2 separate regions of the Homo sapiens genome follow, and region 2 is linked to region 1. A link is an interaction called in ENCODE POLR2A ChIA-PET data of the cell type or tissue named here. Cell type or tissue: MCF 10A. All regions are shown on one strand.

Evidence for each region. ChIA-PET counts read pairs that join two places held together with the same protein. Peaks named below come from ENCODE experiments on the same cell type or tissue, not always from the same donor. Only the 100,000 strongest peaks of a DNase experiment are listed, where the experiment ranks them.
Region 2: POLR2A ChIA-PET joins it to region 1 with 12 read pairs; 2 of 35 experiments call an interaction of 5 or more read pairs at or near these places.

Annotation. Positions count from the first base shown.
Region 1 is chr10:90,193,623-90,201,622 of GRCh38, forward strand. No RefSeq gene overlaps it. Among named protein-coding and RNA genes, the nearest start is that of LINC01375, 240 kb to the left of the region's middle. In MCF 10A, no CTCF peak of the experiment used is centred here; a DNase peak (open chromatin) is centred at 4,369.
Region 2 is chr10:90,414,686-90,422,685 of GRCh38, forward strand. All of the region lies in intron 3 of LINC02653 (long intergenic non-protein coding RNA 2653), which reads right to left. Among named protein-coding and RNA genes, the nearest start is that of LINC02653, 120 kb to the right of the region's middle. In MCF 10A, no CTCF peak of the experiment used is centred here; DNase peaks (open chromatin) are centred at 2,556, 4,396 and 4,686.

The DNA of each region.
Region 1 (8,000 bases):
TGACTTGAATTTAGGAGGCAGCCCATGCAAAAGAGAGAATCCAAACAATTTTTTCTCCTGAAGATAATATGGAGTGGATGTTTATTAAAAGTGATACAGAGGTCTAGTGGTCACTGTCATCCATCTGGAATGTAGGCATAATCAGAAATGAACTAGTGCCAGGCAGAACTAGATCTTTCTGTGGTTGATCCATATCTTTGTGCTTTTCAGTGTTGCTCAAGGTTAAGATGAATTTCTGATCATTACCATATGTTTCATTTCCAGGACCAACTAGGGTTTCTAAACTTCATCCTTTCTTTTGCCTAGACTAATTATTATCTTCCCAAATATACAACTAGTGTTACATTCTATAATTTTGGATACAACTGAACCAAAACAAAACTGTCTACTGTCTCAGCTCACTGAAGGCACACTTATCTCAAGTATTTAAGATGTGTGAGAGGAATGAGAAAATGGCAAACTTTCTAAGGGATATGAAAATGCCTTTGGTTTTTCCTTGGAAAAAGAAGAAGAAAAAGCATATATCATGCTTTGGTTTAAAATGTATTGTTACAGCAGGTGAATTGGATGTATCTTGTAGTGAACATTGAGGCCTAACCTACAAAAATATTTAGGATTTTTCATTATTCAACCTATTTATAAGCAAAACAGAGCAACCTGTTAAAAAATATATACCTAAATTCCTCCAGTGAGACTTAGGTGTCAGCAAGGCAATTAAAAAGTCACCCCTTTTTCTGATGTAAAAATATTGGAAAGTAATCCATGAGAAGCAGCTCTGATTTTGACTGCCTTTCAAGTTGGCAGAGAAGGGCGCTTTAAGGGAGCTCTGAGCCTTATTCATGAACGAGATGTATATAGAGTCCTTGGAGTTTGCACAGCTATTTGAGACCTGACTTCACCAATATTAGAACTGTTTGTTCTAATAAATAGTTGAAGATGGAATTCCATCAACCGTCTCTTTTTTAAAGTTAGAGAGTCTCTAACACCCCCCCCCAAAAAAATCTATCTATCTATCTATCTATCTATCTATCTATCTATCTATCATCTATCTGTGTATCTAATCTATCTATGTGTATTATTATATGTAGGAAATATTTAAGACTTTGGAATAGGCAAAAGAGACTACTGGGCATTCTTTCACTGGAATGCTCTGAAGTAGAGTCTTGGGACTTATCTGTCCTATAGAGATGTGCACTTTTGCCTTTGCTAGACTATGATCCAACTCTGTAGAGAAAGACATTAACTTGTAGAAAATTGATGGTAATAGGGATATTTTCTCTTCTTTGCTATGCAAATGATTCCTTTTCAGTAGAGAGTATAAATCTCTATATAAATATTAGAGATTATTTGTTTTCTCATTAACGTGTCAATTTCTGACATGTTCTTTTTATATTTACATGAGTCATAATTTATATTTTTAAAAAATTATTCTTTAGCAGCATTCAATAAAGGATATCTTTTCCTTTTTAGGGTTAAAATGATTCTGGATAATGAGCAATGATGTCAGTAGGAATAGAATTGTTTGGTACTACCTGTGTAACATAAAACCAGAAATAGTTGGGGGATGAGGCAGGGCTGAGAGTATTGTGATATTGGGGGCAAAAAGCCAGTTTTGTGTTACACACACACACACACTCATAGCAGGACATTACATATATTTATGGGGTGGAGAAGAGATAGAGAGAGGTCATTTCATTTTCTGAAACTTTCCCCTTGCCTTTTATTTGATTCTTGACTTAATATTTCTAACACACAACATTATTTGTTTTCCCTTTTTCCTAGAATACATTTCACAGAATGCCTGCAATTTATACAGCAGCTATATTTATTTTGGCATACTGTCAGTTTTATTTCTTTCAAAATAAAATTTCAAAATACTTTGTCAGTTAAAAATTTCTGGGCCACATCCTGGAGAGTCTTGGCAATGCCACTAGTGAACACAGGCAGGGTTAAATGCCACTTTATCTCAGCACCACAGATGAACATTGATGGTGACAAGTTACCTTATTAATTAGAGCCCCACGCTTTGTTCTGACTGGGTGGGTGAACAATAATGCAACAAGAGCTTTAACAAATAAACTCACTGCAGGTCTCAGGCGTCACCATGGCACAGTCATCACTTTTTATATATTTTCATTTGTAATGATTTCTACTGGCTAATGCCCAAATAAAGGACAAACAAAAAAAAAATTAAAATCTGGGCTGGGCGTGGTGGTTAATGCCTGTAATTTTAGCACTTTGGGAGGCCAAGTGGGAGAATTGCTTGAAGCCAGGAGTTTAAGACCAGCATCTGGAACAAAAAAAGACCTTATCTCTACAAAAAAAGAAAAAAAAAATTAGCTGCATGCAGTGGCATGCACCTGTAGTCCTCAGCTACTTGGGAGGCTGAGGCGGGAAGATCACTTGAGCCCAAGAGGTGAATGCTAATTATATATATATATATATAAAATGGTTAATACTGAGTGTTAACTTGATTGATTGAAGGATACAAACTATTGATCCTATGTGTGTTTGTGAGGGTGTTGCCAAAAGATATTAACATTTGAGTTAGTGGGCTGAGAAAGGCAGACCCACCCTTAATCTGGGTGGGCACAATCTAATTAGCTGCCAGCACAGCTAGAATATGAGCAGGCAAAAAAATGTGAAAAGAGAGACTGGCCTAGCTTCCCAGCCTACATCTTTCTCCTGTGATGGATGCTTCCTGCCCTCGAACATTGGACTCCAAGTTCTTCAGTTCTGGAACTCAGACTGCCTCTCCTTGCTCCACAGCCTGGAGACAGTTTATTGTGAGACCTTTTGATCATGTGAGTTAATACTTAATAAATATATATATATATATATATATATATATATTCCATTAGTTCTGTCCCTCTAGAGAACCCTAATACAATACGTGTGTGTGTGTGTGTGTGTGTGTGTGTGTATATATATATATATATTTATGTACATATGTGTGTGTGTATTTATCTTTCTGTGCGCTTATTCTGAGGTGGTTCATAGTGGTATCCACTATTCCTCCATTCACCCATGTCATATAATTAACTAAAAGACATCAATTGATTTTTAAAAGTTTCTTACTAAATGACATAATGCTTTCCTGTAAGCCACTAGGGCATGTCCTGGGAAGACCTATGAGCTATTGATGAAGATGCAGCCTGTGCTTGGGGAACAAGGGCAGAAGCTGTAGTAAGAAGTGGTAGAGGCCTGGTCAGCAGGGTTTCCAAGTAAGAGACAGAGTTTATAGTTATAGACCAAGCAAGAAGACAGGCTCATAGCAGATAGTGCATGTTGAATATGCCTAGTTGACTCAGCCTAGTGCTGAAACAGCATTTGCTCATCTATTTTCTTCTCTGGAAGGTGCTATCAACTGGTGCTGTGTCCCCACAAATGGCTATGAGCCTGGTCAGGCAAGACCATGGCAAAACGGACTCCAATACATTTTCTGTCCTGAACAGAAGAGCTACAGGGCATTCTACATACTAGTATGTTTTGTCTGTTTAACATAAAAATCCCTTCTATTGCCCTTACTAAAAAAGATATGTACATCAACATTGGATAACTGGGCCTTATTAATATGGGGAAATGCCTGAAATCCCAATGTAAATATCTGGTTAAACTGGATTAGAAAACATGGCTTAGACTCAAGCCTAACCAAGAAACTTTTACCTCTTACATCGAACCGACAACACCGCAACACATTTAGGTAAAAGAAGAGCTCCTGTGGAATAACGTCTCCACGCATTCCTATTACCTAGTGGAGAGAGAACATGGAGCTTGTGAAGAAACAAATCATCTAACATTCTACCAGGGGAATTAATTTTCTATCAGTAGAATTTGCGGCCAGGGGAACCAGTCCCACCACTGGCCCACAGACCATACTTGAGGAATACTGCCACAGAGTAAGTCCCAGCTTCTCTTCCCAGGTTAACATTTGTAAGCAGATGAAGTGTGGTTAGAATGATCATCTGGATGAATGGTAACCTGATAGTCAATATCAGCAACAACCATTTATATCTAAGAGTAACAGACCATTTAATTTAAAAATAGTTTATTTTGGGGGAGAGCAAATCAGAGCAGCTATCTTGTGTTCTAGTATTTGGGGTTTCCTAGGAAAAAAGGAAGGGAAGAGGAACAGATAATTGCTAGTGACCCAACATCTTTAGTATTGACATGTATTATGGGTTGAATTGTGTCCTCTTAAAAGATATGTTGAAGCCCTGTCCCTCAGTACCACAGAATTTTACCTATTTGGAAATAGGGTCATTGCTGATATAATTAGCTAAGATGAGGTCATATATGAGTAGCATAGACTCTAATATGACTCATGTGCTCATAAGAGAGGAGAATGCCATGTGAAGACAGAGTCATGCAGAGGGAAAGTGGCTGGTGAAGATGAAGGCAGAGATTGTAATAATGCATTTACAAGCCAAGAAACTCAAAGGATTGCCACTAAACCCCAGATGCTGCAAGAGAAGAGATTCTCCACTGCAGGTTTCACAGGGAGCTCCTCCCTGCCCACAACTTGATTTTGGACTTCTTGCCTCCAGAACTGTGGGGCAATTATTTTACATTGCTTCAAGCCTCCCAGTTTATGGTACAAACTGGGAATCTTAGGAAACTAATATAGCATGTAAGTTCCAGCCCTAGAAAACTAATATAGCATGTAAGTTCCAGTAAGTAGCTGCATCACATCTTTGATAAATGAGAAGAATGAACCAATTCATAATCAATTTACTATCAGCATTCATCCATCTATAGTGTCACACATCCAGACTTCTTATTTCTCTAATGTGACACCCCCCACTTTCTATTACATCATATCTTATTAGAATTTTACTCTTTATTTGCACTTGAGATTTTATTGGCAAAAGTCACTTTAACGGTTATCTGAACCACACATATAACAAAAGATTTAGGGGGAAAGACTTTATCACACTCTTCATCTCTATATCTATCATATCATATGAACATATGCTTCTCTAAATCAGGGAGCTCAAACATTTATTAATGTGTCCCACAGAAAGAATAATATTTGATGTTATAACCAGTGTCCATAACCTATTCATTTACATAAGCTGAAAAAAAAATCACTTACCTTTACTGTTCTTACTACATGTGAAATGGATATTTTCTACTGTATTCAATTTTTTTAAATGGTTATATTTACTCTATAAATTGATTTTACACCTCTTATTGAGTAACAACCGACAGTTTTTTTTTTTTTTTTACTATGGCCCATATTTTGCCTAGTTTCTGAATGCTACCCTCTAGGGATGGTTCCACCAAGTTCTATGTTACTCTCATTCTCCTAACCACATACACACACTAACATCACAGTTTTATATGATGTGGAGGTATGAGAATGTATAATGGTAAACATTCCTTAAAAGTAAAAAAAAAGTATGGCCTCTCAAACTCAAGTGAAATATTTATGTTACAAAAACAAGTTTCTGGCTATTTACAAACAGAATTGCAGCTATATTAAATCATTGTTTCCTGGTATTTATAGCAATGAGGCACTTTTATTCATGGAGCTATTAAATACAGAAGACCTTTGCACGTGGAACTTCTGGATTATTTGTTACCACTCTGTTTCCTGGTCATTTCAAACAATTATTCATTTTCCTTAACCAGATTGACTGATTTTCTTTCCTTCCTGAAATAATTCATTGTTTGAGTGAATACACCAAGTAACAGCTTGTGTTCTGGAGATAATGCAAGTAAATGCAGAGCTGACAGCTGATCTAGATGAGGTCATTTGTTTTGGGTGAATCTTAATGTGGTCTTAAGAAAAACAATCAGAAACTATCCCCCGACAGATCAGCTAATAATTTTGAGAAAAGGGAGATAGGTATTTTTCAGGCCTCTCTTCATTTTAACTATTTCTTAATAATTTGAAGCCACTTGGGGATAATGAAAATTGATAATCCCATAATATGAAGAGAAACATTTGGTTTCCTTTATATTAATAATATATTTTTATTGTCAGAAATTAAACAAATAATTCTACCCTATTCCCTAAAGAAGGCCAACAGAAAGAATTGCCTGAGGTCAATTACTCAAATCTGAAATCACTATTTCTGTCAGATATCCTTGCAGATGTCATTGAGTTATGCTACCAACTCTCTAGGCCTGGGCCATTTAGTATATTTTACAATGCAATTATTTCAGAGTATTTACTGGAAAGCCATATCTCTCTAAATTACATAGTCTTGTGTGTTCATCAATAAGCTTTTTCTATAATGAATCTAAGGGAGATTGGTGATTCTTATTTTAAAATTGCATGGGCTGTAATCATCATTGTGAACATACTCTGGCTTTGGAACTGTGAGCCTTGAATAGTCATTTATTTTCTGTTGGTGCTAACTTAAAACTCTTTACTGAACTAAATAATAATTCTGTGTGAATAACTCCTACCAACCTATGAAGGTGGACTGGCCTACACACAAACAGAAGCTTTGGTTGAGCACCTTAATTTTTAGAAGACATCAACCTCTTTCTTTTTATCGCCAACTGATTTTTAAAGAGAAAGAAACAGTCCAGAATTGACAACACAGAATACCTGTACTTTGAACATTTTTCTAATTATCTAATGCCTGAGTTTTTACCCAAAGCCCAATTACACAAAATTAATAGAAGATTGCCTTTGTGATCGATAGCCTATTTTTTCTTCACTGTGCTTGAAATGAAGGAAATTATAAGAAGCAATCACAATAAATTTGCCCTTACATTTATATAGGAATATCATGTATTTTAACACTCGTTGTATCCTCCATTTAGTTAGAGAATAGTGAGGAGAACTTATCCTTTGGTGTCACAAATGATACAAGAGTTGATGACTGGTTGTTGATTCAGATGGAGGTGTTTAAATGTTCCAGTTTGCCCCAAGAGAGCCTGGTTCCTGCCTGTTGTTCTGGTGTAATTGTTAGTAGCTTCTTCCCCCATCCCTCTTATTTTCAGAAGTTTCTGGGTTTGAAACACAAATTCTGCCCAATTTGGGGTTAATCAAAGGAGACAGAGCACCTTCCCTGTTAGAAAGAGTTAGCCAGTCTTGCTTAATGAAGTTTGGCTTTGAGGAATGGGCAAATCCCTCAGTTTGTTCCTAATGCTAAGTGAAACATTGTAGTCAAGAATCCAGGACTGGACAGACCTTAGAAAAATAAAAATCAAGCAATTATTGAGTCTTGGAAGAAGCGTGAGCATTTCAATGCTTCATTGCAATGTCTTGACTAGGAAATATAGAGTTAGGAAAACTTTTCACTTAGTCATTATAGGAATCAAAGCAGGTGCGTGGTAAGGGAGGTGTCCTTAATTTTGATGAATTTTCTGACACACAACTCAAAGACTGACAGTGTCCTATATGTTAATCGTCACGCCTATGACTTAAAATATTTGAATCTTAAAGAAATAATCTACTAGATGGCCAAAACTACTGTTTAGAATTTTTGATTTACCTCTAAAGGGGATGTAAAGAGTAACTCCGTGCATGACTAACATTCAAGGAACAAAAACTATTTACTTCCTTGAATACACTTATAAGCCTCAGTATAATTTTGTTATCCTAAACAGTGCAAAAAAAAAAAAAAAAAAAAAAAAAAAAAAAAACCCTCTACCATACAATGCAGGCCAGAGGCATTATTTATTTAAAAAAAGCCTTTTTTTTTTAAGATTGAAAATATAGCAGCAATTTGAATGTGAAAATCAGGCATCCTAAACAACTAGCAAATTGCAGGCCCACAAAGCCAGCCATCTTTTTGTCCTTTCCTTGATTGATGAATTGTGCAGAAATGATCAAGATCAATTCAAGGATGCATGAATTTCATCTTCTTCAGTTTCTGAGTGTTGTATTAGGCCTGTAATTCTGTCTACCAGATGACGCTGTTAGAGAATGAACAAAGAAAGCAATTGATATTTTATTCTTATCCTGGCAATGAATTTTGCTTATTACCATCTTCAAAATACAATTGAGTGAACAGTGATTACTCCTGCATAGGCGTAAC
Region 2 (8,000 bases), 220 kb after region 1:
TAAACAAACATGAGGACTGGAGAGAGTAAAATTATATTCCAAACTTTCTCATACATTTGTCATTAAATTCTAAACTAACTAATTGTTTTTAAGTTTTCTCCTACATTTTAGACTAATCCTGCTTGTTCCTGTGAACCAACCAGCAATCTCTGGCTGCAGCTCAGAAAGAACAAAAGGGGATGGGTAATGTAGAAATCCTGATCAATATTCTAGTTCTGTGCAATTATCCTGCAAATCTTGCCAGGTGATGGAATACATAGGGAATAAATAGGATCCCATCACTCAGAGGTTTCCTTTTGGGGAAGTAAGACCAAGGGAGCTAACCAAAGCCAGACACCATGCACCCAAATCCTAGCAAGCATAACTATAGCTACCAGTTATCTGGGGGTGTCATAAGACATCCTTTCTCACCCTCGGAGGAGGACTTAGTTCCACAGTTTCATCATAGCATTTGGCTTATGATAAGGAGTCCACGCAACTTTCCCCGAGACACATTTTTGTCCCAGACTCAATTACAGGCTTTGGGTTAAAGCCCTAGAAAGAAAATTGGATATAAAGGATCCAGAGGCAGACAACAACAGAGGTTAAAAGGCACAGCACAGGGGAGCATGGCTGATTCCTGTTGATTAAGCCAACCCCAAACTTCCTGTTTCATGGATAAAGGCCACATTAATATCCATGGTGTAAATGAGGTCTAGGGCACTCCAAGGCTACTGACAGTAGCAGTGATAGAGGCATAGGTGAGAGCAGATAATTCCTATTCTCTAGGCCTTCCCTGCTTCATGTGTGCAAGCTGCTTTGGCACTCATGGCGGGACCTGCCTAGGTCACAGGGACTTGGAGATGCAAGGATGGAAGAGGAAAAGAGGACACTCTTCCTTTTCTCCCTCATGTACCCCAGGTATCTGCTAGGAAGAAAAGGGAGCCAGGGATGCCTGCTCCCCTCTTTCTAGATGGGTAGCTATTAATCTTCAGTATGTACCCCTTTTGAATACATCCTGAACCCCGGGGACTCCCTTAAAAAAATGCCTTTTTGAGCTTACCCTTCCTATTGTTTTGTTTTGATACATGTTTTCTAATAACCCGGTTTGTCTGTTCTTAGACCATCAAACTCCAAATGGTCATGCAACCAGAGCCTCTGACGATGGCCCCTTCTGCTGGGAACCCTTAAATAGGCCTCTGAGGAAGCTCTGACTGCCATTTCCCCAAAAGCTCTGACTGCCGTTTCCCTGTCAGCAGGAAGCAGTTAAGTTTAGTCTTCATCTTTATCCTTATTCTCATGGCAGTTAGATATACTTTTTTAGAGCGGGGAATGAGACAGCCAGGTGGGAGGGGGTCCCTGGAAAAATTCTAACTGCACCGGGGTGGGGACTCAGGAAGTTCACGCATTTTGCAGCTGGGAGGAGCGTGGCCCCTCCTCTTCCTGCATGGAACCTGGGATTCAAACAGGGGCTCTGGCCTTGCGGAAGATCCCTGTTTCTCTCCTTCTTTTCCCTTTTCACCCAATAAAACCCTGCCTTAATCACACTTCAAACCATTTGCTAGCCTAAATTTTCATGGCCATGGGACAGACAAGGACTCAGTCTTTAGCTGAACTAAGGAAATGTCCTGAAACAGTAATATGAATGTATACATGTGATAAATGACATAAAGCCATAGTGTACATATTGTGCCAATGTCAAATTCCTAATTTTGATTTTGTGCTATAATTATGTAAGGTATAACCATTGGGGAAAACTGGTAAGGGGTACGTGGATCCCCTCTGCCCTACCTTTGAAACTCCCTGTGAATCTATTCTTTTTTTTTTTTTTTAATTATACTTTACGTTCTAGGGTACATGTGCACAACATGCAGGTTTGTTACATATGTATGCATGTGCCATGTTGGTGTGCTGCACCATTAACTCATCATTTACATTAGGTATATCCCCTAATGCTTTCCCTCCCCCCTCCCCCCACCCCACAACATGCCCCAATATGTGATGTTCCCCTTCCTATGTCCAAGTGTTCCCATTGTTCAATTCCCACCTATGAGTGAGAACATGCAGTGTTTGGTTTTTTGTTCTTGTGATAGTTTGCTGAGAATAAAAAGGTAAAAAAGAATTTAGGTCAAAGTTACTTGTTCACAGTCTGTGGAGGAGATTCACTTGATTCCTTGATCAGCATCAGTAGCCTTGAACAACAGGACAGAGTCAATCTTATGAAGAGTGGCCTGAAAAGTTTCATCATATTGAACCTTCTCCTGCAGAATTCCTCTAATGAACTATTAAACTACAAGAGGATACATAGCAAAAGGCAGATTTCAAATATATTTTATAAGTTTGTTGTGAAGATAAAGACAAAATAATAAATGTAAAGCCTTTAAAAACTATTAAGCCAAGTTTAGCAAGCTTTTTTTTGTAAAGGAGAAGAGAGTACATATTTTAAGATTTGTGGGCCATATGGTCTCTTTTGTAAATACTCAACTCTGTCATAGTCCAAAAGTAGCCATAGAGAATATGGAAAAGAAAGAGCATGGCTGTGTTGCAATTGAACTACAGTCATGCACCGCATTACAAAGTTTTACTCAACAACAGACCACATATACGACAGTGTTTGCATAAGATCATAATAGATCTGAAAAATTCCTGTTGCCTAATGAGTCGCAGCCATCTTAACATTGTAGCACAATTCTTTACTCATATGTTTGTTTTAATATTGGTGTAAATGTGAAAGGAAAATAAACCTGGGAGCCCCCAAATTACTAAGCCAAAGGGTGTCAGGCAAACCTGTCTCTCATTTTATTTTAAAATAACTACAAAGATTTTTTTTTTTTAAGCTACATACCTCCCTCACAATTTGCCCACCATGAAATTCCTTGTGAGCCTCAAGGTCTTCACCCTAAAACAGTTCTGTTGAATTTCACCCTGGCAATGTAAACTGATAGCTTATCTTCTCAGGGGCAGGACAAAGGACAGACAGAACTCAGAGTCATCTCTGCTCACCTGCATTATTGGATTGCTTCCTCTGCCCTATTGTTTATGTAAAAATGCAGATTCACTGAGTCAGACTAAGACACAAGTGACTATTCCTCTACTCTCCTCTTACATGTAAATTTTATATTCAGTGAAAGGCTGATTAAAGACCCAAAAAGACCTAAAAGAATGCAAACTTTTGTCTCTTATTTACCTATGTCCTGGAAGCCCCAATTTCTAGTTGTCCCGCCTTTCCAGACCAAACCAATGTACATCTTACACATATTGATTGAGGTCTCATGTCTCTCTAAAATGTATAAAGTCAAGCTGTGCCCTGACCACCTTGGGCACATGTTCTCAGGCTCTCCTGAGGGCTGTGTCACGGGCCATTGGTCACTCATCCTTGACTCAGAGTAAATCTCTTTAAATATTTTACAGAGTTTGACTCTTTTCATCAACATAAACAAACCCATTGTGCTGCCAGTTGTAAAAAGTATAGGACACACAATTATGTACAGTACATAATACTTGATGATAACAAATGGCTATGTAAATGGTTTATGAATTTATTATACTATATTTTTATTGTTATTATAGAGTTTACTTCTTCTAGTTACAGGGAAAAAAAAAGTTAACTGTAAAACTGCTGCAAGTCGATCCTTCAAAAGGTATCATAGGAGATGGTAGCTCTATGTGCGTTATGCGTGGAAGACCTTCTGGTGGGATAAGATGTGGACATGAAAAACTATGATACTGATGATCCTGAACATGTGTAGCCCTAGGCTAATGTGTGTGTTTGTGTCTCATATTTAACAAAAAGGTTAAAAAGTTCAAAAAATAAATATATATATATATATATTTTTTGAGACAGAGTCTCACTCTGTCGCCCAGGCTGGGGTGCAGTAGCACGAACTGGGCTCACTGCAGCCTTCACTTCCCAGGTTCCAGTGATTCTCCTGCCTCACCCTCCCAGGTAGCTGGGATTACAGGCGTGTGCCACCACACCTGGCTAATTTTTGTATTTTAAGTTGAGATAAGGTTTCACCATGTTGACCAGGCTGGTCTTGAACTCCTGGCCTCAGGTGATCCTCCTGCTTGAGCCTCCCAAAATGCTGGGATTACAGGTGTGAAGCACTGTGCCCAGCCAATAAAATATTTTTAAAATAGAAAAAAGCTTAGAGAATATGAATATAAAGAAAATATTTTGTGCAGTTGCATGTGTTTGTGTTTTAACCTGTATTAGTACAAAAGAGTCAAAAAGTTTCAAAAAACTAAAAAGTTTACAAAGTAAAAAAGCTACTGTAAGCTGAGGTTAGCTTATTATTGAAGAAATTTCTTTTTATAAACATAGAGTAGCCTAAGTACACAGTGTTTATAAAGTGTACAATAGAGTACAGTCATGCCGTAGGCCTTCACATTCACTCGCCACTCACTCACTGACTCACCGAGAGCAACTTCCTCTCCTACAGGCTCCATTCATGGTAAGTACTCTATACAGATGTACCATTTTTTAATATCTTTTATACCATATTTTTACTCTACCTTTTCCATGTTTAGATACACACATACTTAACTTTTTGTTGCAATTGTCTGCAGTATTCAGAAGAGTAACATGCTGAACAGGTTTGTAGCCTAGGAGCAATAGGCTGTACCACATAACCCAGGTGTGTAGCAGGCTGTACCCTCTATAGGTTTGCGTAAGTACACTTAATGATGTTCACACAATGACAAAACCGCCTAATGATGCATTTCTCGATTGTATTCCCATCATTAAGCAACATATGACTGTACTTGCAAAAACAGATACAGGCCGCATCTGGTCTATAAACTATAGTTTGTTGACTCCTGCCATAAAGCCCCTTATCTCATATAGATAATACAGAAGAGAAACAGGATTTCAGAGAGCTGGCTTCCAGTTCTGTCACTGACCCTAATGGCTATGTTGTTTTAGACAATCTCCTTATCTCACTGCCTACTTGAACTATAAAAAGAAAAAGGTAAACACTAAGATCTCTTCCAAAGTCTAAAATCCTTAATTATTGATTACCCTAGATAATTCTCATAAAACCTCCTTTCTTAGGTTGTAGAACCTGGAAACAATTTCATCATCGCAAACCATTAAAGCTTATATTTAGCACATGGATCATTGTCATGGGATATTGGCCAATGAATATGAATAAAATTTCTTTATTAGAAAGAAGAAGTTTATGCTAAAAGGAAAAACTAGTTGGAAAAACTTTAATGGTACAGCGAATTTATTTTTGGCATTTCATATTTTATCAAGCTCCCATATTATGTTGAATGTATCAAATGTACTCAAATCCTTTCTAATTTTTTAAATATTTCATTCAAATAAGTATTTTATTAATGTGGCATCATTATTTCAAAGTTTTTACCCTACTTAATATAAAATATTATTTGGAAGAAGGAGTTAAAGTATTTAATGAAAATAAACATATAAATAGTTAGAAAATCAAATTAGCTGTCAACTATTCCATTAGAGACAGTGGTGGTTGTTATAATGCTTAAGGACAGAAAAGCTAATAAAATACATTAATTATAAATGTGTTTGAATTTTTAACACACATTTAATAAAATTTATAAAAATTAAACTTTTGGAAATTTTTCTTAAATACAAACAAAAGAAAAATATAAAATAATGAGCATTCCATCACAGAAATAGATCAAGAAATACCTGATGAATGTTAAACGTATTCTTTTATAAATGTGTACATTACATAAGGATTTGGATTTACCAAAGATAATTCCAGTTTTACAAGTTTATAAAGTCAAACTAAATTCTACTTCTTACTATGTTAACTGAAACACTTTAAAAATGTTCTATCTATCTGTAGTAGTGTCAACAATGAAAATGAAGTTAAAAATAAAAAAAAAGTTCTTTGTAGGCAGGATATAGCAGAGAAGAGTCAACAGGTGCTGAGACATGGATGAGAAAAATTTAAAACAATAGACTTTTTAATAAAATGTGAAGACATTTTTACAGATTTCCACAGATGAGGAACATTGCAAACCCAAAGTTCTAACTCACCTACATCATACAGTTGATTATTGGCAGAGCTGAAGCTAAAGCTTGTGAGTCTTAGTTCCTATTCTTGGGTTATTTCTACTCTACCACTTTCAGCCTATGTGGTGAAAAGTAACATGAAAACAGTAAAATGGCAAAGCCTAAATGTGCTATCAGCTGGAAATCAAGGCTTTCTTTGAGACAACCACAGAACTAGTCTAAGCATGCTGCCTGAAAGAGATGAAACGAAAGAAAGTGTGGGAAAATGGGAAATGCAAATAACACTAGGCAAAGAGAATATCTGGAATAATTACTTGAAACAACAACAAAAACTGTGTAAGATGAGAGGACTGTTTTATATACTCTCTTGAGAGCAAAAGAAATATAAGAGGTCTTGTTCATTCATGCAGTCATTCAGCAAACATTCTTAGGACCTACTACATGATATTTGCAGGTCTGGGTTCTGTGAAACCAACAGTAAACCAGAAAGACTTTCTTACTAAGCAACAGAAAAATAACAAGAGCTATTTTAGAGAAGACAGAGTATTTAGGGGAGAAAGGTGCATAGTCAAGGACTGGTAAAATAAGACTTGCTGAAGGAAGTGGTATTTATCTTAGTCAAAGGTTTGAGTTAGAGTTAGCCATTCAAAGAAGGAGGAAAAGGGAATTCCAGGTGAATAAGTCTTTATTTGTTACCATCTCTGTTGACTTTACTGCAGACCCTGCAGGATTAGTAGATTTCATGACACCACTAGCCACCTCTTTATAAATTCTCTAGGCAGGCTTAGCCTCTATTCAAATCTAAATGTGCAGCCCCACAGTCCTCTCCTCTATCTACATCCTCACATTTGGTAACTTTATCCAGATCACTGGCTATATCTCACCACTGAGCTATAAACCAGTGTGTCCAACCACATGTTTCTACTCTCTACCTGTTGGTTATTAGACATTTCAAACATAGAGTGGCTTGGCTGGGGTAGCTCTCCACATTTCTTCCATTTTTCTCCATAGAGTGTGTAAGCTCTCTTGGAACACACTAATATTAGCAAGAAGAGCCAAGGTTAGTGAAGACAGAAAGGGACAGGTATTTAAGCCAAACAACAAAAGATTAGCAATAATTGACTATGCATTGAAGGAGAAAAACAATATTCCGAGCCAATGAAGATCTTCTCTATTTTTAGCTTATGTTTTCTAACAATGATTATCACTATAAAGCATAAGTGGTATTTATTTGATTCTTTCTTTTGTGTGTGTGTGTGTGTGTGTGTGTAGCCTAAATTCTTACAAAAAATAGACTATATCCATACTCAGTAATGAAGTAATCTTGAAAAAGAAACACTTATCATCCTGTATCACTAAGAGAATGTTAGTGATGCTAGTGAAGGCTCCAGGTATAGCCATTAGTTTTATTTATTTATTTATTTATTTATTTATTTATTTATTTAATTATTATACTTTAAGTTCTAGGGTACATGTGCACAATATGCACGTTTGTTACATATGTATACATGTGCCATGTTGGTGTGCTGCACCTGTTATCTCGTCATTTACATTAGGTATATCTCCTAATGCTATCCCCCCTCCCCCTATGCCATGACAGGCCCCAGTGTGTGATAGTCCCCACACTGTGTCCGATATTCCCCACACTGTGTCCAAGTGTTCTCATTGTTCAATTCCCACCTATGAGTGAGAACATGCAGTGATTGGTTTTCTGTCCTTGTGATAGTTTGCTCAGAATGATGGTTTCTAGGACAGGAACTCATCCTTTTTATGGCTGCATAGTATTCCATGGTGTATATGTGCCACATTTTCTTAATCCAGTCTATCATTGATGGACATTTGGGTTGGTTCCAAATCTTTGCTATTGTGAATAGTGCCGCAATAAACATATGTGTGCATGTGTCTTTAAAGCAGCATGATTTATAATCCTTTGGGTATAGGCTCAGTAATGGGATGGCTGGGTCAAATGGTATTTCTAGTTCTAGATCCTTGAGGAATCACCACATTCTCTTCCACAATGGTT